Linked DNA regions of Homo sapiens: regions 1, 2 and 3 are each linked to region 4. Evidence: chromatin loops called from intact Hi-C (ENCODE). Cell type or tissue: endothelial cell of umbilical vein. All regions are shown on one strand. Each heading gives the region's core, and the rest is flanking DNA. Links, peaks and the distances in the headings are about the cores only.

What was found. A loop is a pair of places that touch in the nucleus more often than their neighbours do. Peaks named below come from ENCODE experiments on the same cell type or tissue, not always from the same donor. Only the 100,000 strongest peaks of a DNase experiment are listed, where the experiment ranks them.
Region 1: it touches region 4 in a loop (4-fold over the local background); 6 of 110 quality-filtered maps call a loop at or near these places.
Region 2: a loop joins it to region 4, with 21 times the contacts of the local background. A loop is called at or near these places in 2 of 110 quality-filtered maps.
Region 3: it touches region 4 in a loop (9-fold over the local background); 4 of 110 quality-filtered maps call a loop at or near these places.

The regions. Positions count from the first base shown.
Region 1 is chr2:196,334,180-196,342,412 of GRCh38, reverse strand. It overlaps HECW2 (HECT, C2 and WW domain containing E3 ubiquitin protein ligase 2), which reads left to right. Exons shown (of 29, transcript NM_001348768.2): 4 at 7,895-7,989. Among named protein-coding and RNA genes, the nearest start is that of HECW2-AS1, 78 kb to the right of the region's middle. In endothelial cell of umbilical vein, for the core only: a CTCF peak has its summit at 4,867 (motif pointing right); no DNase peak of the experiment used is centred there.
Region 2 is chr2:196,754,496-196,762,728 of GRCh38, reverse strand. No RefSeq gene overlaps it. Among named protein-coding and RNA genes, the nearest start is that of GTF3C3, 41 kb to the left of the region's middle. In endothelial cell of umbilical vein, for the core only: a CTCF peak has its summit at 3,670 (motif pointing right); no DNase peak of the experiment used is centred there.
Region 3 is chr2:196,293,139-196,301,371 of GRCh38, reverse strand. All of the region lies in intron 13 of HECW2 (HECT, C2 and WW domain containing E3 ubiquitin protein ligase 2), which reads left to right. Among named protein-coding and RNA genes, the nearest start is that of HECW2-AS1, 37 kb to the right of the region's middle. In endothelial cell of umbilical vein, for the core only: a CTCF peak has its summit at 3,077 (motif pointing left); a DNase peak (open chromatin) is centred at 3,061.
Region 4 is chr2:196,399,688-196,407,920 of GRCh38, reverse strand. The region is part of intron 2 of HECW2 (HECT, C2 and WW domain containing E3 ubiquitin protein ligase 2); the gene reads left to right. Among named protein-coding and RNA genes, the nearest start is that of HECW2-AS1, 140 kb to the right of the region's middle. RefSeq lists a silencer at 2,747-2,937 and an enhancer at 7,422-7,716. In endothelial cell of umbilical vein, for the core only: no CTCF peak of the experiment used is centred there; DNase peaks (open chromatin) are centred at 3,430 and 4,240; H3K27ac peaks cover 2,581 bases.

The DNA of each region.
Region 1 (8,233 bases), core at 2,484-6,483, 65 kb after region 4:
TTTTTCTTGAAACGGAGTTTAGCTCTTGTTGCCCAGGCTGGAGTACAATGGCGCAATCTCGGCTCATCACAACCTCCGCCTCCCGGGTTCAAGCAATTCTCCTCCCTCAGCCTCCAGAGTAGCTGGGATTACAGTCATGCACCACCACGCCCAGCTAATTTTGTATTTTTAGTAGAGACAGGGTTTCTCCATGTTGGTCAGGCTGGTCTCGAACTCCTGACCTCAGGTGATCCGCCCGCCTCAGCCTCCCAAAGTGCTGGGATTACAGACATGAGCCCCTGTGCCTGGCCATTTTTCTTTAATGTAGAAAAAAAAATGGGCTTTTTAAACTTTTTCTGAGTTGTTGAGCTCTGAGTGAGCCTTAAGATTAGTATATGCAAAAGATTTAATATAAAAGAGAATGTGTGGGTACTAGTACTTAAAGATAGCACTTACTAAACGTGAACATTAAAGATTTGATTAAATGGAAACCTGCCACAAGCATATCTTTGTGAAGCATATCAAACTTCTCTAATACACAGTTATCTTAAAAGGTTAACATCTGTTACTTTGAATTGCCATTAAAGGCATGAAATAATTTCTTTTACCATCCTTACTAGTAAATCAGCACTCTAGAACTTTCTCTAATCCTGCTTCTGCCCCATAAGAAATGTCTTCTTTTCATATTCCAGTTTTCTGACTGGATTCTCTCTTAGGCCTTAAAAGAAATGTCATTTTTAAGGGAAAATGCTCACAAAAAGCAGAGAGAAAGGAAGGTCAGAAAGGGGAAGTAGGTACATTCAGCAGAATCCTAGCTAATAGCACAGCATATAGGAAAGTTTGGAAGAAAACTTGCCAACATGTGAATGAGGATGGTTTCTGGCAGGTGGAATTATGGATGATTTGTTTTTCCGACTTATGTCTATGTAACTTTCCAACATTGCCCCAGCTGGCACGACTATCTAAGTAATGAAGAAATAAGTGATAAAAGAATGTGGGAAAATGGAATGGGAAATAGCTGGTTTTACTTTCAGTGTGATTCCTCCTTTGAAAGGATCCTGGTGTTTAAAAGGCTGATCTAGCTGAGAAATATTGCCAACTGAACTTCAGGGGAAAAGGTAAAATCACTTCCTTTGGAGTGATTTTGGCAAAATCACTCCAAAATGCTGAAGGCTGCTGGTAATTATTGCCTGTTGGAGTGCACAGATTGATATTACAAGGCTCATGTGAACCCATGGGAAGAAGTCAGTACCACATGCTGCTATAGTTTGGAATATAATGTGAGAAAAAGCCCATTTACAGAGTATCCCCTTTACTGTGATTGATTTTCTTTCTCCCTCCCAAAGTGTTAGAGATTCATAATGTCCTGGCTGATTAGGCTATAGTTAAATAGATCTGTCTTGACTGATTTCTCTACATCTCACCCTAGTATTTAATAGAAATGGGCTTGATATTGAAACTAGGAGTTGGGAATGAAGAAAAGAGAAGGGTTTTTTTTTTTTCTTTTCTCCGTATTTTAGCATTTCCACCTTAATTCTTCTCACATAAAATTGGGAGTATTGCGGAGCATAATTGTAAAACTGGAAATATTCAGTGATGCATTTTTTAAAGACTGAGAAATGTAGTATAAGTAAAGTTCAGGACAGTGAATAGGAATTTCAGAAAGATTCTCCTTTGAATAAGTCTTTCTTCATTAATCAGAATGAAGCACTCCTTGCCCCACCAAAACACTCACCCCCTACCCTTGCAATATAAAAGAAGTTGTAATTATATTTATAGTGCCTAGAAATAGTCTATGCCTTTGGGATGTCATTTTTTTTTTTTTTTTTTTTTTTTTTGAGACGGAGTCTTGCTGCGTCTCCCAGGCTGGACTGCAGTGGCGTGTTCTTGGCTCACTGCAACCTCCACCTCCTGGGTTCAAGCGATTCTCCTGCCTCAGCCTCCAAGTACCTGGGATTACAGGTATGCATCACCATGCCCGGCTAATTTTTGTATTTTTAATATAGACAGGTTTTCACCATGTTGGCCAGGCTGGTTTCAAACTCCTGACCTCCAGTGATCCACCCACCTTGGCCTCCCGAAGTGCTGAGATTACAGACGTGAGCCACCGTGCCCGGCTGGATGTCATTTTTAAAACCCATTGTCTGGCTAGAGCATTCTTAAAGGGACTCACAATGGAATGTTGGTTGAATCTCTGGAGCTGATTGCATGGAACTTTTTTTTAAAATTGTGAAGAGATTAGACAGTTTCTAAAATATTTTCCACCTCCAATCCTGAAAATGCAAAGTATTTAAAAATGTTTGTTTTTATCTGCAGAAAGGAAATTTGTTTATCTTTAACTCACCAGAAGTCCAAACAAAGGTTTAAAAATCTCTGAAAATTGATCTATTAAAGTTCCAGGGAAAACCTGGATTTGAGCACTACGTAGGCTATTTGTGAATTTAAGATGGCTTTAGTTTGTCTGGATAAATCCCCAGAGGAGGCAGGTAGTCCAAATTTATTTCATTATAGGGCTTACCTGAATGGATTTGAAGGACAAAACCAAGTATAAATGTGGGTAGATGAGCCTCAGGGCATTCAAGAGGAGGGCCAGCTTCATCTACACTTACTTGTCATAAGACAGTCAAGTATTCAAGAGAGCTCAGGCTCACAGAACCTGAATGGGTCATTTGTGCAGTATGCATTTGTGAGTTTTAAAATTTAAGAGGTTTCAAAAGTACTGGCAGGCCAGAATGTCTGTTTCATTCTATACAGTCTTTTATGGGTTGTGGTCATTCATTTATTCATATTTGCTTTCTGTTCTTCCTTCCCTCCTTCCATCCATCTGTCCATCTATCTCCTCATCTATCCTGAAATATTCATTGAGTGCTACCTTTGTGCTGGGTCTTATTCTAGGTGCTCACTAAATCTTGTATCAATGAGTGAGCTTAGAGTACTAAACTTCATCCTACATTGCTATGTACTGAATTGATATGTGATCATTGAGGAATATGACAAAACACTGATATTTGTATAAATTACATAGCGATTTCACATACTTACCCATCCCAGCCCTGGGAAATGTATATAGGATTAGGAAACAGTATGCAAGTGACAACTGTGAGTGAGAGTCTTTTCTCTGAGTGGTGCTCAGGTTGGTACCTTGCCAGAATAGATGTGTCATGGGTGCCTTTTTATTTGGTGTAGATGGGGTGGCCTCGGTCTCTTATTTTTACTATCAGAGCCTTTTCTGTAACTTTCACCATTCCTAAGTCCCCTCCCACCAATATCAGAAAGGTCTTTTTGCCCCTTGGATGGAGATTTAATGCTTTTCATCCCCCATCTTCACACTTTATATTTTAGGCCCAGTTAGTTCTCTAGTCCTATTAGGTTTCTGCCACATCTGCATGGATATTGTCCCTTTTGTTTTTCTGAGTTTTAGCAGAGGAAAGCCTGGCCATTTCAGGCTCCACTGGCCCTTGTTAAAGAGAAGACAACTTCCAGTGACATGTAACTGACAAGTGAGCATGTCACTGGCATGTGGGTAAATTTCCTCAAAAGCATGAAGAGTAAAGCTGTGAATAAGAATCATAATATTAATAGTTTAATGAAAACACATAGGACAATGGTGAAAGTCATGTTCTAGAATAAATTACGATTAGCTTGATTCTTTAAGATTATTCTACCTTTTAAGTAAAATAGATATGATTAAAGGAAGAAGGACATTTTTATTCCATCCATCTTTATGCTTCAAATATTCAACTTCTAGAAACTTGGGGAAAATCCAGACTCTCTAAATAGGAACAGGCTGTTAACTACTGCCTGAGTGAATCGTGTAGCTATTTAAGATGATGGATGAGATCCTAGTCTGAGGCAAAACCATTTCTTGCAGGGAGTGGCTTGTAGAACCTTTTTGCAGAGAGGGCTTGAAATATAATCTTATATAAATGCCTAGGGTTAATACAGCTGAGTTGTGATTGCTTTTCTAAAAAATAATTTTGAATAGGTAATATACGAAAGAGTATAATGTTTAAAAAGTATAAAAATTGAAAGTAAACGTCTCCCCAGCTTCATGTCCAATTGCCAGTTTTCCCACCCTGAAGGCAACCACTACAACCAGTGTCAAGTTATCTATCTGGAAATATTTTATTCATATACAAACCCAGAAATGTATTCTTCTTTTAAACAGGTGGTAGAATGGTTGATTTTAAATGCAGTGTCAGAATTTCACAGTTACAGAAACCCCTTTACTCGAGAACAGGTTTAAGTTCCTAAACACTGTTCAAAGCCCCTCCGCCTCCCCAACTTGCCCTGGAATATGCCCAAAGTGACGTCTCACAAATGACCACCCTCCAACCCATGGTAGAGGGGAGCAGGCATGCTGCTACCCTGAGGGACATCTTCATTTGTATTTATGAAAATTAGTAAGTCAAAAATTTGAAAATAATGGGGCTTTTCTGTTTAAAGAATATTCAAATACAGAGTGCTAAATCTGTATTTTAGCAATGCTATAAGCAAATGTATCCTGAAGATTATCAAAAGGGGCCCTTATATTGCCATGATCTATGACTGGCTTCAGCTGTCCAGAAGGGACCTCAGAGAGCAGATGCCGCTCATCCTCTGTTCTCTTCCTCCTGAGGCTAGACCTGGCTCAGCCGATATCAGGTCCTTACAGGTTCGTACAGGATGCCTTTCCCTTTTCCTAGCTCACTGCCCTCTGAGGCAACATGCTTTCGATTAGTGAATTCAAAATACTCTTTTTATAGCCCAAAAGAATGGAGGTAGATAGATATATAACATATATTATATATTTGGATACATATAAGTATATGCAAATATTAAAATGTTTCTATACAAATATATATTTTATATATATATATTTTTTTATTTTTTTCCCATAATTTGAGGCCAGCAGGGGGAGATGTTGCCTGCCACATCAGGCTGTGGGAAAAAGCAGCTAGGATAGATGGACTCATTCATTGCTCTTTGGTCCATGTCCTCCATCTCTCCTGCTTATGAACAGGAGGGCTGGGCTCTGTGGATCACTGGGGTCCTCCCTAATCAGTCATCGTGCCTGTGCTTACTTCCACCTGCCTTTGTATATATTTCTCAGAAATAGCTTTTTACAAAAAAAAAAAATGCTCCTCTTGCAGTCAGAGGTTACACATTGTAGGTGCAACAGAAGCCTGTGCCCCTGGGCACCAACTTCCCTTTTCCATCCTTCTGAGCATTCTTCCGTTACCTCTTCCAATAACCAAAATATTCAAATATATTAATCAAAATGCTGCTCTCCCCCTTTGTCAGAGGGGATGTTGCTTAGTTACACCATTTTAAAAAATCTTGTATGATGTTCTAAAACATTAAATAACATTTAAAGATGAAAACTCCCACTCAGAGTGGAACATTCTGATATTTTTAGGGGCAGGAATCTTCACTGATGTCCTGCTGAAGGATCCAGCTAGTTTTCATCCCTACGCAAACCACTCCTCATTCTGTCCAGGACTGTTTTCCTCTCTAGTGACCAGCGTGTGTGGTTTTGTAATGGGTGATCTGTGGAAATCCCCTCAGCTTTTTGTTCCTGCGACACACAGCTCTGTAGCACTGGTGGGGGTGGGGGGATTGGATCATGCCCACAAAATCTACTTTTGTGCAATTCGAGATACATTGATCTTAGTTTCAGGGATTCTACTTTGTCATCTGGGTTGGAGATTTTTGTTATAGCAAGGAATAAAGTAACACCCAAAATGGGTCAGCTAGCAAAGTTGGCATGATTATCATCATCCTCCAAAAAAAATAAGCAGTCACATTTTTTTTATCTCATTGTCTGTTACCTAGTCGACTATTAAAACCTTAGGAAAAGAAGATGGCATCCTAACTTGAGACAGAGTTAGGGGAAGATATCTTATAAAAATGCACTTCTCTCTGTGGAAAAATGGCCTGCTCACTCGCTAACCATTGATTTGATCTATGAGGTGCTGCCTGTAGACAGAGCCACGGATGTTTGCTTCCCCAGCATGAAGAGTGTGATACCAATGAGCTCATGTCCAGAGAATTCAATCCCCATGCATGTTACCACACTTTATTCTGCTCGGACCGTCCTCGTGCACACTACTTAGCTTTGTTCTTGCAGACTACATGCTATTCGTCTTGGAAAAAAGCAAGTGGGAGAGTAAAGTTTGCTCAGGTCTGTCCAGCTACTACTATTTCAGAAATAACCAGTAATCTGTGTTTGTGTTCAGGAAAGTCATTTGCAGAAGAGTTCTCAGGGAGGCAAAGTAATAGTAAAGCTAGAATTCCTGCGTAGGTCATCTCGCCATTCTTCAAACCCAGCATGCTTCATCTGTGCCTCCCTGCTTTTGCCACTCCTTAACTCTCTCTAGCCCCATTTTGCTCATCCATTAGACCTGTTTTTTCCATGACACCTTTCTGACTCCACCATGTCCTCTCTCATCTTCTCTACGCTCTCTATGCTGTTCGACCTGGTGCTCTTCCTTTTTAGTGTGTGTCTTTTGTATTTTGCCATGCCTGTGATTGGCATCTCAGCAGCTACACTACAGAACAGCCACTAGACCAGAAACCTTTCCTTGATTCCCTTGCACTTTCTGGCACATTGCTTCCTGGCCATGTGCTGTGGCAGGTACGTAGTAAAAATCTTCTGGCCAATGATGCTTATTAAATTATGAATTATTGGATAGTGACTCACATAAATAATATAAGGACTCAATATTTTTACCCCATAACAACTTTTGTTTTTTTGAGATTTAGTATTTGTTCATTGGTAGGAAGAGTGTAATGATATAAATTCCTGGAAGAGGATTTTTCTTCAGTTATCATATCTTTCTCTTAAAATAAGGAAACCAAAGACCCTGCAGGAGGCCATTTGGTACAGTCGAGAAAGTCAGTGAAAGATGAACTTCCTTAGGGAAATACATTGAGCAGCCCCACTTTAATAGTCCTGGTGACTCATTTGAGAGAGGAACTCCCTCCCGTAGCCTAGGATTCTCCCTCCAGGGCCTGCCCATCAGCATCCTTGCATATTTAGAACGACACCTTGGGAGAAATGCATCTCGCAGTGACACTTCAGTGACTCAGACGCTTTGTATACAGAGAAATTCCAGTGACTGTAGGTTTATCTTTAACACAGTTTGGTTTCGTGCTTTGGAATTGTAGTTACTTTCCAAAAACCATAATTGGCATTTGTATTACTTTCTATCAAAGTGGAATTATCAGAAAAAAATGTATGAAATGTGTGGATTGCCACAAGCTGTGAGATATAGACATCAGTTGTTTGTAGATTTGATCCCTGTCTACTGGGTGTATTTAAATGACTTGGAAAATTAAAATAATATAAATTTACAGATCCTGTCACTAGAGAATCTACTACAGTATACTTCCATGCTTTGTTAGACTGCTTTTCCTCTATTTCCATTGAGAGCTACAGTCAATGTAGATAGAGGTTATGAGTGAAGGCTTTGGAATCAGACAGCTCAGGTTTGAGTCCTGACTCTCATTTCTTATCTGTCTGACCTGCAGCAAACCTCAACATCTCTTCTGTAATATGGGGAAAGGAATTTCTGCCTCCCAAGGTTCTGTGAGGGTTCACTAACAACATGAACGTGAGACATAACATTGTGGCACGTTAAGGAGCACCTCAATAAATGCCAGCTAGTCCCATTCTTATCGCTACACTATTTCTATTTTGGCATGTTGTTTTGGTGCATCATTTTTCTGATATGTTCAAGAGGTTACAAAGTTTTGGAGGAGCATATAAAATCAAACAGAAATTGATGTAATTTGTTGGCGCTGAGTGGAAAAAAGAGGTCATTCAGAGTCATGAGTAGGATTCCCTGAGAGGTGGTATGGTGGATTTCCACAGCTGATTCCTCCATGACTTGTTTCACTGTTTAAATTACTGTTTTCTCCAATTGCTTTGCAGCGGAGATAAAAATCTGTTTTAAATATTACCACGGCATTAGTGGAGCCCTGCGAGCCACGACCCCCTGCATCACCGTGAAGAACCCAGCTGTGATGGTGAGTGCCCCTCGCTGCCAGCTTCCTTGTGAGATCCATGCTGGGTCTTGATTTCTATTTTTACCTGTGCGGCCCTGACAGGGTTATGAGGAACAATGAAAAAGGAAACACATAACAGTGTGGGCACTGTTATAGGAAAGGAAATAGCTTACAAGGTTGGCACACCTGAATCCCTAATTCGAATCAGTGGAAACATAGGATTTGATTTGTAACAGCCATTTGTAGAGTCGACTCTCCGGGGAAC
Region 2 (8,233 bases), core at 1,869-5,868, 360 kb before region 4:
CTCGATCTCTTGACCTCGTAATTCGCCCGCCTCGGCCTCCCAAAGTGCTGGGATTACAGGTGTGAGCCACTGCACCCAGCCAAGCATAAGTTTATTTTAGAAAGAAAAAAGACATTGGCAGTGTTTCTGTCTTCCAGGCCTTCAGCCCATCAAAGCCCCTGTATAAAAACATCTTTTGGGGTCTCTTTTTAAAAGCTCCTATTCTCTTACCTCCCATCCTCACCTTAGCAGTGGGGTCCTGGTACCTGTTTTATGCACTGAGACTCTGCTGCTCCTGCATGATCACAGTTGATCGAGGAGGGAGTCTGCTCCTGAACCAACCTGGGCCAATCAGGAGTTTCCTCCCGCCTTCCCTGGGAATTTCAGACTTGAAATAGTTCATGTAGGGCCAGAACTTCAGAACAATGAGGCCAACTAGCAGTTAACCCGTTCTGTTGAAAAAAAAAAAAAAAGTGAGGTGTCTGCATTAAGAGAAGTAAAGATGAGCGAAGGAGAGTTCTCTCTGAAGTCCCAGAGATTTCCAGTTTTCAGTTCTATCCTCAGGCCAGCTGCCTTCTTACCCTTGGATTCGTTCTAGGAGATAGCCTTGATTCTGTTATAGTTTCCACTTTAATATTTACACCAGCTTGGGTTTTTCTGTTAAATGCACATACAAAAAATTTTGACCTGATCGACCACCATTCCATCTTTCTTTTAATTTAGCATTACTGCTTTCTAGCCATTTTCATAGGAAGAAAGTATAAAGCAAACAGAAATGAATATAAAAATTTGTTGCTGAATTACAAGTAGTGTCACGAAGTCTAATCCACAATAAACAGGCTTTTCAAAATCATTCAGAGCAAGAACAGGAGGAATGTTCCTGCTGTGGTGTTGTAAAGCTAATAGTATTATAATACTATAGTTCATATTGAAAGAATATATACTCCAACATAATACTGAACAGGGTAGGAAAGGAGTTAATGGCCAAGATATTGGGTGAGGATATGAGTAAGGGGGGACTAGAAATGAACTGCATCTCCAGGCCCATAGTCCCTATACTAATGGCTATGCTATGAAACTGCAAATTAGAATTTTGAGGCATTCTCAGAAGAAAATGACCAAATGAACTGAATTTTTTAAGTGGGCAAAAGGTGGATTCTGGAAACCACTTGGGCATGTTAGTGCTGGCATGATTCCAGCCATCTGTGTGTTCTTTGAAGTGATGTTCCTTAGGATACTTACTCTTTTTTTCCAAGCAAAAAGGCCAGCTGCCTTCTCACCCTTGGATTCATTCTAGAATCCAGATAGATTCTTTGATTCTTTGATCAGGATATCCTTGATTCTATAATAACTTCCACTTCAATCTTTTAGGAGATACACTCTTTTTGCTTGGTACTAGACTGGTGGTTCTGAGGACTATCTTACATTTTATGTATCTGGGTTTTAGCAGAGTCTGTGAGGAAGACTGCTGTGATATGCTTATGGATTGAATGGGAAAGTGTGGCTGGTTCTTCAGCCGGTAGAATGACCGAACTCAAAGAATGCATGTTGACAGACTGATGTAGACTGGAGAGAAACTGCAAATGACATGCCACCATGTTCATTAACGACTTAGGTGACAATATAAGGCATGGTCAAATTTGCATGGAGGGAAACTAGAAGTTATAATAAATACCAATACTAATGAATTAATGAAAAATCTCAACAATGTTATTAAACTGAACTGGGGTCTGCTTGCCCAGCATGGTAAGGCCAAACATCCATACCAAGGTTTTCAGCAGGAGAAAGGGGGGCATTTATTTGTAGGCACCTTGAAGCAAGGAGAATTGGGCAGTTTATGCTTAGGACCTGACCTCTTCAATGGCTCATAAGGAAGGGTTTTTAAATGCAGGGGTACATTTTAAGCAAGAGTTATAGGCAAAATTGTAAATTAATACATGGAGGTTCTATAATACATTGGTTTGGCCTAAAAGGGTGGGATATCTTGAAGTGGGGGCTTATAGGTAACAGATTTAAAGATTTTTTTGATTTGTAATTGGTTAAGGAAGAGAAGCTTTATTTAAAATTTTGGGGTCATCAGAAAAGAATGTTGGCCCTGGCTCTTGGGTATGACTTCTTTTAGACCCTTCAGGAAGAAATTCAGAGCAAGGAGTGGCAGCATTTAATCTTCATTTCCCCCTTACTAGAGGTTTATGTGTCAGTGGATCCACTTGGTGGCGGGTCTGGTTTTTTGAAAAACAACTTAGGGACGTATGTTATAAGATGCTCTTTTTAGTTTTTATAGAGACCCAAACCATCCAGTGACTAATTTTTTTGGCTATTGTTTTAAGTTATTATCTTTTTGTTCATTATGTTATTTTTTAGGGCTAGCTAGGTATCTGGAATTTTTTTTTAAGGAATTCAAGATTTTAAAAAAATTTTGTTTGGTGCGGGGACAGGCTGCAGGCCCCTAAGAGGGGTCCCTGTTCCATCTCAAAAGTAACACAGTTACTTTTACCTCCAAAATCCAAAAACCAACAAAACACAGCAAACAAAAAAGACAATATAAACTCCAGGCCAAAAAGAATAAGAGATAACAGAGAGACGACAAAATAATTTTTAGAAACTAGGAAGCAAATGGGCAATTGGTAACTAAATAAACTACAGAAAAATGAAAGCTGAGTGCCCACAGGAGGTGGTGGGGAGAGGGGCAGAAGCAAGCTGATTCAAGACCTTAAAGCTTGTCCACTAGGTTCCTCCAAAGACAGGTGAAGTGTGGTCAAAAATGGGAGCAGTGGAAAGTCTGTTAAGCCACAGTGAGACCCTCCTAGTTAACCCTTTTCACCTATGGAAACTGTCCCACTCCCGCATGGAACACTGGTGGTCTTATTTTCTGGAGTTGTGGAATCAGGACCTCTGGATTCGGGAATACCAGGCAGAGATGAAGGCCAGAGTGTTATACTGAAAGCAGAGGATTAAGTGGACGTCTACACACTGAGCAGCGAGATGCCCAGCTGCCTTCTCCTCCTAAGCTCCTAGAAAACTGGCATCTATTTAACATCCTTTAAGCAGGAAGTTAAAGGGTTCCTTTCTGAGAAATCCTGTCCAAGAAAAAAATGCTCATATATATACTGGCAGTTTGAGGGTTCTCAATGAAACAGCCCATCCTGGCCAGAGAAGCCTGCCTGTGAACAAATCCCTCGCACTGCTGTCAGCTTGCTGGCACCTTGCTAGCAGCATTAGTGGACAGCTCACGATCATCAGACTACTGAGGAACGCTTCAGGACTGGGAGAGATCCATATAAGCAATGGGAGGGGAGGAAGGAACGCAAAGGGAACAGAATTGGTGCAGGAAGTAGAAAAACAAAACGCAGTTCATATCCCCAGATAAGACAATACCATACACATGAAATAAGAGGATGCTATTAAAAGGAAGGAATTCAAAGAATGAGAACATTATAAGATTTAAAATGTAATTGCAAGAATTAATTCAATGAAAATATGAAAATAGAATTTAAAGAGACAAAATGGAAAACTGAGAACATTTCAGATAAGAAAATTAAAGGTTATAAAAGTCTAAATGAGTTCTTTGTGGCAGTTGCCACATCTTATAAATTCATGTACATTTCAGTGTGTGTGACTGCTTGATTATAAATAATTCCAGTGGGAGGAACATACCCTGCAATGATTTTTTATATGCAGTAGATGGCAGTGCATTTCTATAAATTTAGGACTGTATTTCATAAAATTTAATTGTCTTAATATGTTTTGTCTAACTTTCAACATTTCAATAGAAAAAAATCTCAGTCTCGCCCTCCACATTTGAGCAATCAGATCCATAAGCTCTGTTTGTGCGGCTCCCATCAGCATTGAAAGAAGGGCAGCTGGACCCTAGTATGTGTTTCTTGCTGCCCGTTTTTCAGCCTTAACCTAAACAAGTCTAGCAGGTATCAGGGCAACCAGATGAAGCATGAAAAGTCTAATCATAACCCTGAAGATCATACCCCAAATTTATCCTGTTTGCAGTTCAGGGTAAGTATGCTAATGTGAAGAGTGAGAGTTAGCAGGACCACTTGGCATTTTAGTAGACAGTCAGGTGTTTCTATTCAGGGAGTTCAGACAAGTGTAGAGGAGAAAGAGAAAGCCAATAAACAGAAACCTCTGGCCCAGTGACCTGCAACTGCATAAAAGAGGACAAGCAGTATTCAATTCTGTTATAACTAGTTCCAAGGATGCCAAGCCTCTTTTTTTTTTTTTTTTTTTTTTTTTTTTTTTAAGAGATGGGGTTTTGCTTTGTTGCCCAGGCTGGAATGCAGTGGTGCAATCACAGCTCAATGCAACCTAGTCCTCCCTAGCTCAGGTCATCCTCCCACCTCAGCCTCCTAAGTAGCTAGTATTACAGGCATGCACCACCATGCCAAAAAACCAAGCACAAGATTCCTCCTCTCTGGGCAGGGCATCTCTGGAAAAAAAAAAAAAAAAAGCAGCCCCAGTCAAGGACTTATAGATACAAACCACCATCTCCCTGGGACAGAACACCTGGGGGAAGGGGTGGCTGTGGGCACAGCTTCAGCAAACTTAAATGTCCCTGCCTGACAGCTCTGAAGAGAGCCAGCAGATCTCCCAGCACAGCGTTCAAGCTCTGATAAGGGACAGACTGCCCCCTCAAGTGGGTTTCTGACTCCACTGTATCCTGACTGGGAGACACCGCCCAGTAGGGACTGACAGACACCTCATACAGGAGAGCTCTGGCTGGCATCTGGTGTGTACCCCTCTGGGACTAAGCATCCAGAGGAAGGAACAGGCAGCAATGTTTGCTGTTCTGCAGCCCCTGCTGGTGATACCCAGGCAAACAGGGTCTAGAGTGGACCTCTAGCAAACTCCAGCAGACCTGCAGCAGAGGGGACTATTAGTAGGAAAACTAACAGAAAGGAATAGCATTAACATTAACAAAAAGGACGTCCCCTCAGAGACCCCATCCGAAGGTCACCAACGTCAAAGACCAAAGGTACATAAATCCATGAAGATGAGGAGAAACCATCACAAAAAGGCTGAAAATTCCAAAAACCAGAATGCCTCCTCTCCTCCAAGGATCACAACTCCTCGCCAGCAAGGGAACAAAACTGGATGGAGAATGAGTTTGACGAATTGACAGAAGTAGGCTTCAGAAGGTGGGTAATAACAAACTCCTCCGAGCTAAAGGAGCATGTTCTAACCCAATGCAAGGAAGCTAAGAACCTTGATAAAAGGTTAGACAAATTGCTACCTAGAATAACCAGTGTAGAGAAGAACATAAATGACCTGATGGAGCTGAAAAACACAGCACAAGAACTTCATGAAGCATACACAAGTATCAATACCCAAATCGATCAAGCAGAAGAAAAGATATCAGAGATTGAAGATCAACTCAATGAAATAAAGTGAGAAGACAAGATTAGAGAAAAAAGAGTGAAAAGAAACGAACAAAGCCTCCAAGAAATATGGGACTATGTGAAAAGACCAAATCTACGTCTGATTGGTGTACCTGAAAGTGATGGGGAGAATGGAACCAAGTTGGAAAACACTCTGCAGGATATTATCCAGGAGAACTTCTCCAACCTAGCAAAGCAGGCCAACATTCAAATTCAGGAAATACAGAGAACACCACAAAGATACTCCTCGAGAAGAACAACCCCAAGACACATAATTATCAGATTCACCAAGGTTGGAATGAAGGAAAAAATGTTAAGGGCAGCCAGAGAGAAAAGTCGGGTTACCCACAAAGGAAAGCCCATCAGACTAACAGTGGATCTCTCGGCAGAAACCAGAAAAGAGTGGGGGCCAATATTCAGCATTTGTAAAGAAAAGAATTTTCAACCCAGAATTTCATATCCAGCCAAACTAAGCTTCATAAGCGAAGGAGAAATAAAATCCTTTACAAACAAGCAAATGCTGAGAGATTTTGTCACCACCAGGCCTGCCCTACAAGAGCTCCTGAAGGAAGCACTAAATATGGAAAAGAACAACCGGTACCAGCCACTGCAAAAACATACCAAATTGTAAAGACCATCGACACTATGAAGAAACTGCATAAACTAACAGGCAAAATAACCAGCTAGCATCATAATGACAGGATCAAATTCACACATAACAATATTAACCTTAAATGTAAACAGGCCAAATGCTCCAATTAAAAAACACAGACTGGCAAATTGGATAAAGAGTCAAGACCCATCAGTGTGTTGTATTCAGGAGACCCATCTCATGTGCAAAGACACAAATAGGCTCAAAATAAAGGGATGGAGGAATATTTACCAAGCAAATGGAAAGCAAAAAAAGCAGAGGTTGCAGTCCCAGTCTCTGAAAAAATAGACCTTAAATCAACAAAGATCAAAAGAGACAAAGAAGGTCATTACATAATGGTAAAGGAATCAATGTAACAAGAAGAGCTAACTATCCTAAATATATACGTACCCAATACAGGAGCACCCAGATTCATAAAGCAAGTTCTTAGAGACCTATAAAGAGACTTAGACTCCCACATAATAATAGTGGGAGACTTTAACACCTCCCTGTGAATATTAGACAGACTGACGAGACAGAAAATTAACAAGGATATCCAGGACTTGAACTCAGCTCTGGACCAAGCAGACCTAAATAGACATCTACAGTACTCTCCGCTCCAAATCAACAGAATATACATTCTTCTCAGCACCACATCACACTTATTCTAAAATTGACTACATAATTGGAAGACACTCCTCAGCAAATGCAAAAGAATGGAAATCGTAACAGTCTCTCAGACCACAGCGCAATCAAATTAGAACTCAGGATTAAGAAACTCACTCAAAACTGCACAACTACATGGAAACTGAACAACCTGCTGCTCCTGAATGACTACTGGGTAAATTAAACAAAATTAAGGCAGAAATAAAGATGTTCTTTGAAACCAACAAGAACAAAGACACAACATAGCAGAATCTCTGGGACACATTTAAAGCAGTCTGTAGAGGGAAATTTATAGCACAAAATGTCCACAAGAGAAAGTAGGAAAGATCTAGATCAACACCCTAACATCACAATTAAAAGAACTAGAGAAGCGAGAGCAAACAAATTCAAAAGCTAGCAGAAGACAAGAAATAACTAAGATCAGAGCAGAACTGAAGGAGATAGGCATAAAAAACCCTTCAAAAAAATCAATGAATCCAGGAGCTGTTTTTTTGAAAAGATTAACAAAATAGACCACTAGCCAGACTAATAAAGAAGAAAAGAGAGAAGAATCAAATAGACACAATAAAAAATGGTAAAGGGGATATCACCACTGATCCCACAGAAATACAAACTACCATCAGAGAATACTATAAACATCCCTATGCAAATAAACTAGAAAATCTAGAAGAAATGGATAAATTCCTGGACGCACACACCCTCCCAAGACTAAACCAGGAAGATGTCGAATCCCTGAATAGACCAATAACAAGTTCTGAAATTGAGGCAGTAATTAAGAGCCTACCAATAAAAAGAAGTCCAGGACCAGACAGATTCACAGCTGAATTCTACCAGAGGTACAAAGAAGAGCTGGTACCATTCCTTCTGAAACTGTCCCAATCAATAGAAAAAGAGGGAATCTTCCCTAACTCATTTTATGAGGCCAGCATCATCCTGATACCAAAACCTGGCAGAGACACAACAAAAAAAGAAAATTTTAGGCCAATATCCCTGATGAACATCGATGTGAAAATCCTCAATAAAATACTGGCAAACCGAATCCAGCAGCACATCAAAAAGCTTATCCACCATGATCAAGTGGGCTTCATCCCTGGGATGCAAGGCTGGATCAACATATGCAATTCAATAAACGTAATCCATCACATAAACAGAACCAATGACAAAAACCACAACATGATTATCTCAATAGATGCAGAAAAGGCCTTTGACAAAATTCAACAACACTTCATGCTAAAAACTCTAAATAAACTAGGTATTGATGGAACATATCTCAAAATAATAAGAGCTATTTATGAAAAACCCACAGCCAATATCATGCTGAATTGGCAAAAACTGGAAGCATTCCATTTGAAAACCAGCAAAAAACAAAGATGCCCTCTCTCACCACTCCTATTCAACATAGTATTGGAAGTTCTGGCCAGGGCAATCAGGCAAGAGAAAGAAATAAAGGATATTCAATTAGGAAAAGAGGAAGTCAAATTGTCTCTGTTTGCAGATGACAAGATTGTATATTTAGAAAACCCTATCATCTCAGCCCAAAATCTCCTTAAGCTGATAAGCAACTTCA
Region 3 (8,233 bases), core at 1,395-5,394, 110 kb after region 4:
TAAATCATTCTATTATAAAGATACGTGAACATGTATGTTCATTGCGGCACTATTCACAATATCAAAGACATGGAATCAACCCAAATGCCCATCAATGATAGACTGGATAAAGAAAATGTGGTACATATATACCATGGAATACTGTGCAGTCATAAAAAGGAATGCAATCATGTCCTTTCCAGAGGCATGGATGGAGTTGGAAGCTATTATTCTCAGCAAACTAAAACACAAACAGAAAACCAAACACCACATGTTCTCACTTGTAAGTGGGAGCTGAATGATGAGAACCCATGGACACTGGCGGGGAACAACACACACTGGTGCCTGTCGGGGGTGGGGTAGGGAGAGGGCGAGCATCAGGGATAATAGTTAATGGATGCTGGGCCTAATACCTAGGTGATAGGATGATCTGTGCAGCAAACCACCATGGCACACATTTGTCTATGTAACAAACCTGCACAACCTGCACACATACCCCTGAACTTAAAAGATGAAGAAAAAAAAAGAGCAACTGATTGCATGGTAGTGTTCATGAGTTTTCTAGTATATGTTTAACCACTGGCTTTCTGGAGAAAAAAGTGTGTGTATATTTGTGTGTATGTAGGCTGTGTTTATACACACACATATATGTCTGTGTATAAATATATGCATGTGAGATATATGTATATATGTGTATAGATATAGATATAGATATATATGTATAGATGGAGGCATCACACTTCCTGACTTATAATTTACAAATAATAGTAAAAGAGACACTGAATGCTTTTGTTGATTTTTGCTACCTACAGTGGTAATTGAAGAACAAGTATAATTCCAACAAGAATATTTTCATTTGCATTAACAAGTAAAGACAACAGTGTAAAAGGGAGACATGTTGGAGTTTCATATTCCTTTGTCAATAGTTTTTGAATATTAGACTTACATTTCTTCATGTTATGTGTGTTTGTGCTATTTGCAATGTAACAGCACAATTTGAAGTTTCATCTGCATTCTAATTTTCTCCATTAATTTCTTAAGTCTGGACCTTAAGTAAAGAAAAAGGCAGTAAACTTTTCCTATAAAGGGCCAGAGAGTAAATATTTTAGGGTTTTGGCCCAAAGACAACATGTAAGCAAATGGCCCTGGCTGAGTTCCAATGAAGCTTTGTTTACAAACACAGACAGCTAGCCATTGGGCCTGTAGATTGCCCACCCCAGTCTAGACAGCCTACAGAACAATAAATCAAGCCCTGATATTGCATTTCCTGATTTCTGTAGTGTTAATACGCCCACTATGGCCAATGTCAAACCACCAATGACATCATGAAGCACAGAGTTCTAACTTCTCTCTTTGGGCTGCCGTCTTCATACAAGTTCCTCATCGCTGCATTGTTTCAAGTAGAGACTGGATAAATAGTCACTGAGTTGTGGTATAAGGCTGCGGGAATTTTTTTTTTTTTTTGAGACAGAGTTTCGCTCTGTCGCCCAGGCTGGAGTGCAGTGGCGCCATCTCGGCTCACTGCAAGCTCCACCTCCTGGGTTCACGCCATTCTCCTGCCTCAGCCTCCCGGGTAGCTGGGACCAAAGATGCCCGCCACCACGCCCGGCTAATTTTTTGTATTTTTAGTAGAGACGGGGTTTCACCATGTTAGCCAGGATGGTCTCGATCTCCTGACCTCATGATCCGCCGACCTCGGCCTCCCAAAGTGCTGGGATTACAGGCGTGAGCCACTGCGCCAGGCCCAAGGCTGTGGTTTTTAAACTTGGTGACTTTAAAAAATAAAATGCATATTCTTGGTACCCAGATCTTAGAGATTCTGGTTCAGTAGGTCTGGAGTGGGTCCCAGCAGTCTGTTTTTATTTTGCTTTGTTTTGTTTTAGGCCCCTTAAGTGATTCTGATACAACTGTGGCCTGTAGTCTGGGAACTCCTAGGATAAAGAGATTTTGCATTAAATGTCCTTACCGTGTTTGTTACAACTATAACTCTCCTGGACTTTTGACAACTAACATGTTTTAACAGTATGAAAATACTAAGCAGCTTACAGGCTTTTTTTTTTTTTAACTTATTTTGTTTTCGTGTTTTTATCGTGTTTCCTTTTTCTTTAGTTGGGCATGATTTTAGAATTTATTTTGCTGGATAGTCTATCTTGATTTCAAAGTATTCTTTCTAAAGCATTTTAATTTTTTTCTTCCTCTTATGAACTGCATTTATATTAGCTAAAAAGATGATCCATGCTGTACATTTATACATTTCTGTAAGACTTAAATTCTGTGGGTTTAGGAAGTATTATTTTCCTGACTTATATATGGCAAATATTGAAGTAGCTGAATTTGTCTTGCTAGAAGTCTCAAGGTATGAATTAATGGAGATAACTCAGACAATTTTTTCTAAAGGGCATTACTTGCTGGAATGTTTTCTTTTTTCCTAGATTAACAGAAAATGTTATAAAATAAACTTTTATTTGATTTCTGTATTTTAAGATTTATTGTCTAGGGTTTTTTGCTAGAATTGTTTATGATCTATACCTCTTTCAGTTACTTCCCTGTTCGTATTATTGAAAATGTTCAATATGCAAAAGGAATGTATTTAATAATTTTCCTAACTATTTTTTTATGACTTGAAGGTATCAGTTTATGTTGAAAGAAAGTCATGAAAAATAGGTGGGAATTGAACAATGAGAAGAACACTTGGACACAGGAAGGGGAACATCACACACCGGGGCCTGTCATGGGGTAGGCGGAGTGGGGAGGGATAGCATTAGGAGATATACCTAATGTAAATGACGAGTTAATGGGTGCAGCACACCAACATGGCACATGTATACATATGTAACAAACCTGCACGTTGTGCACATGTACCCGAGAACTTAAAGTATAAGAAAAAAATAATAAATGTAAAAAAAAAGAAAAATAGATTACGTGTAGTTGTAATACCTAGTAATCCTTACTGGAAAGAAAAGTGTTAAATAGATATATGGTTGTCATAACACTAAAGTAAAACTTGAGAAAGAAAATTTTGTGGGTTTTTTCTTTCTTTTTTTGCATTGTGGTTGCTTTAGGAATTATTCTACTGCCCTCTAATGGTTGTGATCAGATTTCTTTCAAAATTGTCCTGACAAACGATTTCTCTTGTTAATTCAAGATTTAGTTATTAGTGCCATGTCTTTTATAGCTGATGTGCCTATATTTGTCTAATTAATGTCATACATAAATATATTTCATTATATTCAACTGAATAATTTTCCAACATACGTGCCAAATAATTACTACTGTGGCTTTTAATGAGCTCTAAAAATACATTAATTCTAGCGTTTAAGTTTCTTAGTACTTAATGAAGAAAAATACTGTTCCAAAATCCATACGTATATTCTTAAAACTTGGGAATTCCTGCTATTGCAAAATAGATGAATTGATCATTTGTAGATAGTTTTGTTAATGTGAAAATTCCCTTCCATTTTACTCTAGCTAGATGAGAACAATGTAAATCCTGTAAAATTAAAAATATTATGAAGACAGACTGTATAAAACAGGACTGTTTTGATATCTCTGCATACATATTATGCAAACATTTCTTGATTTTGTATATATTAAATTTTGTTTAGTGAATAATGTATACAAGTGCTCAAATCTGCTCCCTTGTGAATATGAGAGATGTTTGCTATAGATTTGGTGACGTGCTTTTCCAAACCTGAATTCAGAATGCCTATTCTTGATGAAGGCTTTCTGAAATATGAAAGAAAGACTTTATTTATCAGTAATGTACTTAACTATGTTTTGAAAACAACAGAATTAGGTGAAATTAGGACTGGGCCAGGTAATCTAGGACATTTGGTCATCATAACACTAAGGAAAACCTGCAAAAAAAGGAGAGGGGATTGATTATTATTTCCATTGTGGTTGACAAGAACTAAGTATTTGCATGTAATTTTCTTATTCTGCTGCCAAATGGCAATGACATTTACTTCTACAACCTCAAACAAACATGTAACCAAACAAAAACACATTTAAGTTCTAAGGAGTGTTATTTAACAAAACTCCACTCAAGAAATTCAGTTGATCATTCACTCAACCATCAAGTGCTTATTTCTTGCTAGGACGATGAGAAACAACCAGGAGGGAAGTTGGAACAGGGATTTTTGGAATTGAGAAGGAATAACTAAAAAGAATAGTTAAATTATGTCAAAGGAAAACAAAGTGTTGTTTCCTTTAGAGATCATTTAAAGGGGCTTTGTCTACTATTAACAATTACCAATTCCTCTTAACTACTCGAGTCCACGTGCAGTGGCTTCCCAGGTGAATTCTGTTCATTATCATGAGACTATGTTATGAAATAGGTATCATGGGCTCTCCTCTAACCTACTTTTGTTTCAAGTAAAATATCAGATTCATTTACTGCATCTTTTTCTGTAAGATAAGCAAGCAAACAAACAAACATAGAAAAGGATCCTTACCTAGTTAGAACCACTAAACCCCAGGAGAACAAAGGAAAATATTTTCTCTTAACCCACAGCTTTGTTAATATCAGCTTCATGAAGACTAAACTCTGTCAACCTAATCCTATCTGTTTAGTGTTTTTGGCTCTTTGGACTGCTCCCATTCTTACCTCTGTTCATTCTGTCCGTGTGTTTCAGTATTTTCACGACTGTCGTGGCCTTTGTTTTTCCAACTCTTTCTGCCTCTGGTGAATCTCTTCCTTCCACCTCCCCCTATAATTCTCCTTCTTCATCCTTTTGAATGATCAGGCCTTGCTCATCTCTGTATCCTCAGGGTTTAGCACAGGGCTTAGCACATGGCTTAGCACATAATTAATGAAGCTTAGGAGACCCTTGTTCAGTTTATAGAATGTGGGATGCTGGGCCAGGATCTTCAAAGACTAAAAGTGGTGAACAATTTTGCCACTTTCTTTATCTGTTATAACACAGGTATGATAGATGTAATCCCCTATATATTTTTACTTACTTATAGCCTGTATTCTTAAAGTGATTTTGACCTTTTCAAATTACTTTACCATCCTTTGTCCCACTGGATTTGAATCTCACGTGCCTATGGAGAAAGCAAGGGAGTTATTATTATCCCATATTACAGTTAAGCAAATTGAGACAGAGATTAAGTAGTTTTCTTTGTCTCTATGAGTGACAGAGCTGAGACTAGAATCTGCACTGTAGTTCTATATGAAGTGGAGTATAAATATCCTTCCCAAACTATAGATATATAAATTACATATATATATACACACACATAAACTATATATACATATCTATACACACACAGTTTTTGCATAAACATATGAAGTTATTCAAACATAGTTTTTTTTATAGAAACATAGCAGTCTAGAAGTATGTTCCTGTTTGGCTTAAGAGTTTTGTATAGACCCTAACAGTCATGTACTTACTATTCAGACTTGAAAAGGCTGTGGATCTAAAGATTGTTTACTAGTTACTGAGAGAAATCTCCTGCATTGAATTACTTTGGTAGATGCTCTTTGCAAGATCAGATGTGTTTGGCACCATACTACATGTTTCATTGAGTGGAGAGGAGGAAGATGAAATGACATAATTAATTATAAGACCAGCCTTAAGATTTCTGTGCTTAAAGAGCTATTCAGCCCCAGGGAATTACTTCAGGTCTGAGGCTGGGATGAGTTTCTTAACTTAATTGCCACTGCTTCTTGCCCTAATGAAGTTCTTTTTTAACAAAGTGAGGAGCATTTCTGGTGCTCTAGATAAGAAATCAGAATGTGGCCTATTTAGTTATTTTAGTGAGAAGAGGGAGCAGTGAAGGCGATAAAGAGGTATACCTATTTAGAACAATGGGTAATGTAATGATTTATCCGACAGAATTATCCCCCAAATAATTTGTCCCTGAAGAGACTTAATATTTGTTTTACTCTTAGGTAGTAAGACCTGAAAGCTCATTATGATCCCTACACAAACTAGTGTGGTCTCAGGACTCTAACTTGCAATGACTTATGTGAAAATATATCAGCAACACTGAGCCAAATGCAGAAAACAGTTGCCTTGCTGATTGTATTTAAAACTCAAAGCAGAGTCAGCCAATAGAGCCAAAACTGTTACTTAGCTGAAGTTAGGTTTTTTCTGACACTGCCCAACTTCTGTTATTTCCTTCTCTGCTTTCATGGTATCACTTTCCTATCCTCTCATGCTCTCTAATTGCCCAGAGCCCATGCATAGGCCTGCCTGCATTGACAGTACTCTCTGCTCTGAACCACACAACTGCTCACAGCCATCAAAACCTCCTCTTATTTAGCCTGTCGGTTGAAATATGACTCAAAAGTATTTTATACTCAAGTGTACTGAGGAATTAAGGTTCAAGGATGGTTCATTGTGGTCTTCTTTCTTCTTCCCTTCCTCCTCCCTTCCTTTCTTCTTTCCTTTAATTTGTTTTGATAGGGAACAAGTATTTAATGACGGTAAATCAATCAGAATAATTTAGGTTATACTTCAATAATAATGACCAACAAATCTCAGTGGCTTAAGCTAACAAAGGATTACTTCTCATTCCAAGTCAGGTTATCAGGGTCCCTGTGGTCACTCAGGGACCCAGAGAGCCAGGCTGGGGAGCATCCCTGTTCAAACATTGCCACTTGCTGTGTCAAAGGGAAGAAAGCTCTAGAGGGACTCACATCAGCAATAAATGCTTTGACCTGGACATGACACATCTTGAGGGATCCTAGAAAGACTGGAGCAATGTTGACTGTCTTCACACTCATTCTTCTTTGATCCCTAATAACGAACACAGTACTGGGTACAGCAAAGACAATAAATGTTTATTAAAATGAAATCATTTCCAGAGACTCTAGAGTCCTTGGGGTTTGCCTTGGGCTGTCTTAGACTAAAATAGATAACAACCCATAAAGTTTAGACTAAAATAGATAACAGAACCCATACGATTTAGACTAAAATAGATAACAGAACCCATAAAGCTGGAAGAGGTCCAGACTCAGTCTAGTGTCCCTGAGACACTAAAGATAAAACGAATCCAAAGCCCTTTGAATCAGTCTGAGAAGAATAGAGTTCCAGGATGATCATTCACGGCCTGGTCAGTTTCATGAATATCATATTCCCTCTGATGATTCAAGGAAACAGCTGCCATACAGTTATTCCTCTTCTGCTGTTTTGTGCATGGTATTATGCAATAAATATTTATTGACTGACTCATATGTGGACAATCATGACATAGTCAGTTTGTGGAATCTTCTTTAAATATCATAGAAATGAAGACTGTAAGGTTTTGGACAAAACAATCACTTTTCTGTGTGGTGGTATAGTGGAGTTTTTTTAAACTTGCATTTCATTCATATACATCCAACCAAATATACACAGGGAAAAAGAGAAAAAAAGAAAAAAGAATGAGATGTACAGCCCAGGCACCTCAGCCTGCTATTCCATTCACCAAGCTTATATGCCTCTATGAAGGGTGAGATTCTAAAACCTCAGTCTATTGTGATCTCAGTTGAGTGTGATGGTCAGTGAGAGCAACTCATTCCATTGCATGTCCTTCTAGTATAGAAATGTATGGCAAGCATTTTTCCATGCAACTTGGCCCTTAAGTGTATACTAGTTGTGTCATCTGGCACTCACTCAGAGAGCCAATAACCTAGTCCAATACTGGGGGAGAAACTGGCTATGTCAGGGCTCTCTGTAAGGTGGCATATTCATCGCCAGTGTGGTATAATTTTGACTGTGTGTTTCTTTCCTAAAACCAGCTTCAGGATTTAATGGCCCATGTGCAGTGAGACTCCACAACATGTTTGTTCTTTAGTAAATTAGTTCAACCATTGTGGAAAACAGTGTGGAGATTCCTCAAAGATCTAGAACCAGAAATACCATTTGACCCAGCAATCCCATTACTAGGTATTTACCCAAAGGAATATAAATCATTCTATTACAAAGATACCTGCACATATATGTTCATTGCAGCATCATTCACAATAGCAAAGACATGGAATCAACCCAAATATCCATCAATGATAGACTGGATAAAGAAAATGTAGCATATATATACCATGGAATGCTATGCAGCCACGAAAAGGAATGAGATAATGTCCTTTGCAGGAACGTGGATGGAACTGGAAGCCATTATCCTCAGCAAACTAACACAGGAACAGAAAACCAAACACCACATGTTCTCACTTATAAGTGGGAGCTGAAAAATGACAACACATGGACACAGAGAGGGGAACAACACACACTGGGGCCTGTTTCAGAGTAGGACTGGGGGAGGGAGAGAA
Region 4 (8,233 bases), core at 2,542-6,541:
ACTTGGCTCTGATATGAGTATTCAGTTAAATTCAACAAGCATTTTAACACCTACAAGGTACCACGCACTGTGCTAAGCACTAGGAATACACAGATGAATAAAACATCAACTTTATTTTATAGGAACACATAGCCTGTGGGAAAAGAGACATGAACAAGTAACTTCAGTATAGTCTTCTAAGTGCAGCACACACACAGTTCAATACATTGTTTTCATTTGTTAATTTAGACTTAGTGGGAAGAGCACTGAGCAAGGAGTCTAGCCATTTAGGTTTTAGTCCCAGCACTGCCACTGCCTGACAGTGTGACCTGGTATAGATCATTTAGCACCTTCCTCTCTGTGTTGGGGAAAGGAAGGATCATGAAGACCTTCTAAAAGGTAATTGGGAAAATTAAACAAATGTTTGTGAAAGTGTTTTGAGCCAGGTGTGCTGGCTCATGCCTGTAATCCCAGCCCGTTGGGAGGCTGAGGTGGGCAGATCGTGTAAGTTCAGGAGTTTGAGACCAGCCTAGGCAACATGGTGAAACCCTGTCTTTCACCCTTCCATGGTGGAAGTATTTATACCATGGAATAAAGAAAATTAGCTGAGTGTAGTAACATGCACTTCTAGTCCCAGCTACTTGGGAGGCTGAGGTGGGAGGATCACCTGAGTCCAGGAGGTAGAGGTTGCAGTGAGCCAGGAGAGACCCTGTCTTAAAAAAAAAAAAAAAAGTTTTGAAAGTATTATCTGCCACATAAACCTAAGTATATTATTTTTATTTTGCAAATAGGTAACTTTTTTATACCAGAAAGCTCGTATTCTTTGACTAAGCTCTACTGAGAAAGCACTTATTATCAAATATTTATTGAGCATCCACTTGGCGCTAGACATACTTCTAGATCCTGGGATATGGCAATAAATACAACAGAGCGTCTCCCAACTTGTGGAGCTTACATTCTAAAGAGAAAAGATGGAAAATAAATACACAAGAAAAATGTCAGATAGTATTTCAAGTAAGTACAATGCAGATAATAAAAACAGTGTAATGCAACAGGAATGATTGGGCAGACTTTAGATTGGGAGTCAGGAAAGACCTTTCTGCAAGGTGATGTTTAGGCTGAGTGACAAGAAGGAACAAGCATTGCCAACATCAGAGGTAGGAGCATTCTAGGCAGAGAATGGTTCCTAAGGCCCTAAGCAGGAACGAGCTTGGCAGGTGTCAGGAACAGAGAGAGGGCCAGAGTGGCTGGAGCATGGCGGGCCAGGTGGAAATGGGACACAGTGGGTTCAGAGAAGAAGGTTGGGGTCAGATCACAGAGAACTTTGTCAACCAACATAAGGAGTTTGGGTTTTATTCCAAGTACAGTGGAGACCAGGATTTTAAGCAGGAGATTAATAAGGTTTGACTTTTAGAAGATGACTCTGGCTTTTGGAGGAGAATGGATTATAGGTCAGTCTTGTAGCAGTGCAGATGAGAGGGAATATGGGCTTATACTGGGCTAATAATAGAAAAGTTGATAAAAGTAGAATATGTGTAGGGTATCACTGAAGATGGTATAAAGAGAAACTCCTCATGGCTTAGATTGGTGTGGGAAACAGAAGTATCAGGTGTGGTTCCTTGATTGTTGGCCAGAGTAGGACAATTTACTGAAGGAAAAGTAATTATGGGGAATGAGGAGGAAAAGGAGAGTCAGGAATTGTTTTGACCCTGTGAAATTTGACTTGCCTATCAGTCATCTTGGTGAATATGTCAAGAAGGAAGAAGCTGGGTCTGCAAATCTCTAGTGTAGGAATCACTGGCACATAGATGGAGCTGGAGGAGGTTACCCTGAAGGACAGTGTACACAGAGAAAGGAAGGGGTTCTAGCTTGGAGGCTGAGCCCAGAGAGGAGGCACAGAAGGCTGAAAAAGAATAGTCAGTGAGGAAAACCATGAGAATGAGGTGTCCTGGAAGCTACTAGAAGAAAGTAGGGGATAATCAAGTAGGAGGGAGGTCAAGCAGTGTAAGAACAGAGAAGCGACCACTGGGCTTGGCAATGTGTCAAGGGAAGCTGTCGGCTGGTGTCTTGACAGGATTGGTGGGGGTAGAAGTTGAAATGAAATGAGTTGAGAAAGAGATGTGAGGTGAGGAAGTGGGTATTTCAGCTGTAGAGAATTCCCTTAAGAAGTTTGCTGTGAAGGGGGACAAAGCAATGGGGAATGCCTACTGGAGAATTCAGAACAAAGTAAAGATATCTGGTATGTTTGCACATTAATGAATATGATCTAGTAGACATTGTCCACATGACATTGATGTGCACAAGGAGGGATAATTATTGGAGATAAATCCTTGGGAAGGTGTGAGCAGATGGGATTTAGAGCATAAGATGGGGGGTTGGACTTCAACAGGAGCAGAGACATTTCATCCAGAAGAGCAAAAGGGAACACAGAGAAGTATGGCAGATGAGTGGTAGATGTGGCATTGAAAAGGTGAATCTGTTTGCTTCTGTTCTTTATGCATTTGAAAGTGGTGGGGAGCTAGAGGAGAGAGGTAGACATGTGATATCGTCACCTGGAGAAGTGAGGAAACACGTATGTAGAGCACTGTGGCAAAGTTGCCTGGCAGTATTGAGTCCCCTGCAAGATTTGTGGTCCTGAGTCTAAAGTAAGACTCATGAGCATGCTTGTGTTTGGTTTTGTTTTATTCTTCTACCAGCTGGACTGCAGGTGTGGTTTAAGTAGTAGCTAGTTTAATCACTGTTGGGTTTTTCCAGGGGAGTACAGTGGAAGGGGAGACGGAAGATGGAGTTAGAAATATTACCAACAGGAGGGGCCGGGCGCGATGGCTCACACCTGTAATCCCAGCACTTTGGGAGGCCGAGGCGGGCGGATCACGAGGTCAGGAGATTGAGACCATCCTGGCTAACATGGTGAAACCCCATCTCTACTAAAAATACAAAAAAAAAAAAATTTGCCGGGAGTGGTGGCGGACACCTGTAGTCCCAGCTACTTGGGAGGCTGAGGCAGGAGAATGGCGTGAACCTGGGAGGCAGAGCTTGCAGCGAGCCGAGATTGCACCACTGCACTCCAGGCTGGGTGACAGAGCGAGACTATGTCTCAAAAAAAAAAAAAAAAAAAAAAAGAGAAGAAAAAAGAAAAAAAAAGAAATATTACCAACAGGATGATTATAAGAATGGATCAGGGAATCTGGCAGGATAAGGAGGAAATTGATAACTGGGGGTGATTAATGGAGAAAAAGTGGATTGGAGAGCTTGAGATGGAAGGGTTTCTGTAGTGGGAGCACTGGAACTGGTGACCTGGAAGATCAGGAAATGTTTGAATGCAGAAATGTGCCAAAAGACAGGAAACATTTTCCAAGATGATAAAAATCTCAGTAGTGAAAATCTCTTTGGGGTTTAATGTATTTTGAGGCTTTCACCACAATTAAAAAGTGACACTAATTCTGAAGTTACAGATCTTTGACTAGGGGAGGCAGTAGAAGACCCTCTGAACCTTCCTGGCTGGTCAGGACAAGCTTACTGGGTTTTGGGAAATAAAAACATCATTTTCTTCTCCTAGAAGGTCTAGGAAGAGACTTTGAAGAATCTCTTTATTACAGAATCCTAGCAGACATGACAGAGAGAGGCATGACTAATGCTTAGGCAAGTAAGTATATATTCATGGGGCAAATCATAGGGAGAATTATGCTTTTTAACTATTAAAGTTCATGTAATGGGACTTACGCCCAGTCTCCAACTCAAGTGCCATGTTTCTCCTCAATTATTACAAAAATCAAGAGTATCCTATGTGGATACTACAAGTTGCTAAGCTCTTTATTGTATGGATTCAAACAGAAGACTTTTTTCTGGCACTCAATTGCATTTAGTAAAAATGTAGTATAACATGGTTAGCCAACCATAGCCATTGCATGGTTCCATTATATATTACTAGAGTGTTTTTCTCAGATGAATGTGAGGCCTAAAACACTCACAGTGACATAATTTCACAAGAAATTCTGGGTTCTATAGAGAAGGTTGGCAGTGTGATGCTGAAATATGTAACAGGCCTGAAATACAACCTGAAGGAATACTTGAAGAAGTGTCTGGCTTTCTGCTACATATCTTAAGCAGGAAGACAGACATGTTCTTTTTTGTTATTATTATTTCCTTCAAAAGATCTGAGGATCTGTTACATGAGGTCATTCTTCTTCCCTGTGTACTTCCTTAGGCTGACTGGTCTTATAGCCACGATTATCTTCCCTGCAGAGAATGAATTTTCCAGAATGTTTTGGTTCATTTCCTTGAGAGCTTTTAAGCTTTAGAATTTTTTCACAGACTAGGTTAGCTGTAAAACTTTAGGAAAGTGACTCAGTCTTCTTAAATAAATAATGTAAGCCACTGAGTACTTTGTAATCAAGTCACATTTTGCAGAAATGAGCTGCATAGTATAAATGTCTTTTTAAAAGTACATTAAAAATTATGGGCATCTTGAAGGTTTGTGTTTACTGTATCTCTCATATGAGGAGATGCATTTTTAATGACAGATCCTACCTTTCCCTGGAAGTCTTTTTAATAGTCTCTATGGATACCCTATGTGGAAAGCAGAAACACTTAAGCATCTGTTGCTTTATTACTGTGATCATGTTCCTGAACATGTATCTGTTAAATACTTTCTTGTACATTACGTCAGCTGTCAAATGCAGTATCAAAATACAGCATTTAGTTGAGTGACATTTTAGTAGCCTGTGGCTATTTAGTACTTATTTGCTCTTTCTATGCCTATGTCTGTGTCCTACCCAGCACAGTTAAAATTGGTCATCAGTGGAAAGAATGACAGAAGAATAAGAATCCCAAGGTGGACAGGTGTGGTGGCTCATGCCTATAATCCCAGCACTTGGGAGGCCAAGGTGGGCGGATCACCTGAGGTCAGGAGTTCAATATGAGCCTGGCCAACATAGTGAAACTCCGTCTCTACGAAAAATACAAAAATTAGCCAAGCATGGTAGTGCGCGCCTGTAATCCCAGCTACTCGGGAGGCTGAGGCACAAGAATTGCTTGAGCCCAGAAGGCGGAGGTTGCAGTGAGCTGAGATCGTGCCACTGCACTCCAGCCTGGGTGACAGAGCGAGACTCTGTCTCAAAAAAAAAAAAAAAAAAAAATTCCCAAGGCAAGGAATCTGTTTGTTAATTGATTACTTTATTTGATTTACAATATTCACATTTCCAAGTATGTATTTGACCTCCCAAATTAAATTGTTAGCTATAGAAATTTTGTTCGTTCTCTTACAGTTTGTTTTTTGAGTTTCAGGACTATTGTTAAAGGTATACTGTGACAATGTGTATTAGATACCATGAAAAATATATCATTGAATATGCTGTATCACTCACACTGACAAAAAGCTGTTAAATAAATAACAGAGAAACATTATGGAACATAATATCTGTCAGGGGGACTGAATCAGTGAAGGAAAAGTAGCCAAAGTAACCCATGATGTGGAGGTGCACCATGCACACTATTAATGGCTCAGAGTCTCTCACTCTTATTCCCATGTTAGACAACTATTTCAAAGTTTCTTTGACTAAGAATAAAAAGTAAATCTCTTGCAAGCCATCCCCCCAGAAATGAAACTCAAGGTCTGTTAAAGGGCCAGTATATAGCTGCACAATTATCAAATTTCTGAGCTAAAGCTTGTCATTTCTTTTTTCCTTTAGTAACTTATTATGGCAAGTTTCCCTCTTTTTTTTTTTTTTTTTTTTTTTTTTGAGACAGAGTCTCACTCTGTTGCCCAGGCAGGAGTGCAGTGGTGCCATCTCGGCTCACTGCAAGCTCCGCCTCCCAGATTCATGCCATTCTCCTGCCTCAGCCTCCCGAGTAGCTGGGACTACAGGCGCCCGCCACCACGTCCGGCTAATTTTTTTGTATTTTTAGTAGAGACACGGTTTCACCATGTTAGCCAGGATGGTCTCGATCTCCTGACCTTGTGATCCGCCCGCCTCAGCCTCCCAAAGTGCTGGGATTACAGGCGTGAGCCACCGCGCCTGGCAAGTTTCCCTTCTTATGACGCCTAGTTATTTTTGGTACCCTCTCCATTTGAGAACATAGTAGGTCCTTGATTCCATGTCTTAACTTATCTGAGGGATTTTGTTTTCCATTGGAAATCATATTGGTGAAGAAAATATTCTCATTAGTAAAAATTTTTTCTCTAAGATTATAAATGAAAGCTCTTTAAATGTTCATTTTAAAACATCCTGAATATTCACATCTGTGTGATATACAGGATGAATATATACCCTGACTGTGTATTCACTCCTGTGTATATAAAACATCTGTGAAAGGTATATGTCACCTGAACCTAATATTTTGAAATATTTGACAAAAAGAACAACTGATCCATATTTTTTGAGGTAGCGTTTTTAAAGAAAAATTCTATTTAAAAATTCCAGAAGAGTATTGTATTTTTCATAAAATTTCAAATAATACTAATTGTTTCCCTTTCTTCACCAAAGGAAAGAAGTGTTAATGGTGGATTATATATAATAATACACACAGAGAAACACATATGCACAAGTGTACTTTTAAACAAAAATGTATTATGTTATATGCATTCTTCTGTAAATAGTTGCTTCTACTTTGCAATATGCCTTAGACATCAATCCATCTCAATATTCATTGTTTATAACTTCTTGATAGTACTCCTTAATATGCTTGTACTATAATTTCTTTAACCATTACCCTATTAATGGTCCTTTGGGTTGGTCTTAATATTTGATATTACAAATAGTGCTGCAGTAAACATCCCTACACTTACATTTTTGAGCATTTGTGTCAGTATTTCAAAAAACAATTTCTAGGCATGAAACTGCTGAGGCAAAGAATGTGCGCATTTAATTTGAGACATACTGATAAATATCCCTACAGAAATGTTGTTTCAGTTTCCGGAAGTCTGTTATTAATCATGAAACGAAATAAATTAGAAGTTTCTCAAATGATAGGAATTACAAGTCTGCTGAATGATTAGGGCATATATCACAGATGAAGTTTTATAACTCTTTTTGGTTTTGTATAAATTTAAAATTTATATTTTAAGTAGACACAAGTTGAATACAAGACATGGAAATTATTTTAGCTCTTTTTTTTTTTTTGCATTTTGTGGGAATGGGGGTTAGTGGCTCAGAGAGAGGAGAGGGCAAAAGAGTCACTATTTGGTCTTGGAAATGGAGAAATGTAGGTGAGTGAAAGCATCTTTATAAGAATATGCTTTCTGGAACAAGATGATGTTTAGTAAGGTTTTCATGATTTTCAAGTAAACCAGCTGTGACTGGGATTCAGTCCAAGAAGGTCTTTGTGCTGGGACAATACAGATCTTTAGGCTATGGAATAGGAGTAGAACAACAAAATTTCCTGTGCATATTTGGTTTATAAAAATAACCTCTTTGAAAGCACATTTTAAGTTTCAAGTATCCCGTGCTTCTGAACTATTTCTAGGCTATCCTGTTTCAGTCAAAGGGCTTGATTTTAATACAATACCTAAGCTTATCTTTTCACTCAAGAGCAAAAATTCTATATCTTTTCCAGAGTTATGCAGGCATTAGTCATATACTCTACTCTCCTTCCCCGCCAACACGAAAATCCTTCCTCTGTCTGTCCCATTTCCTCACTGATGTATGTAACAGGAGTGATGCAATTTCTTTGCAATGTTGGCAGTTATAATTAGGCTATCTCTTTTGGAAAGGCCTCAAGAATCCCATAGTGAAGGCTGCAAAGGCACCACATGCTTTTTTATTCACTGTGTGATTAGAAAAATTATTGAAAATTTGAGATTTGATTCTTAGACCTATGAAGAAGCTCTTGTGAAACTGGCCTGAGAAAGGGAGCCAGTTAATTTCTTTATAAGACAAATTTCTCCATGCTTTCAGATTCCAGCATATTTTATTATTTTAGCAGGCACCCAGTTATTAATTACTGTAGTAATTCAGTTAAATATAAGATTGTTGAGTGCTCCTTAGGACCTTCTCCAGGAGTCTACTTAATTCCTGAGGACCCTTTCTTATACTAATACTGGGCTTGGCAGTATCTGGTGCACTATTCCCTCACCTAGGAAATGTCAGTAGACACAGCTGTGAAAGGCTATTTAACTGTTTGTTCAAAGATACGTTAATACTTGCTTATAATTTGAAGTATTCTTTTGAAAACTAGTTAGGCCTACGGTTCTATCTGTCAGTCCTACTTAGGAGACTGTGTGGTTAGAAAGAACAATAGCATTGGTGTTCAAATA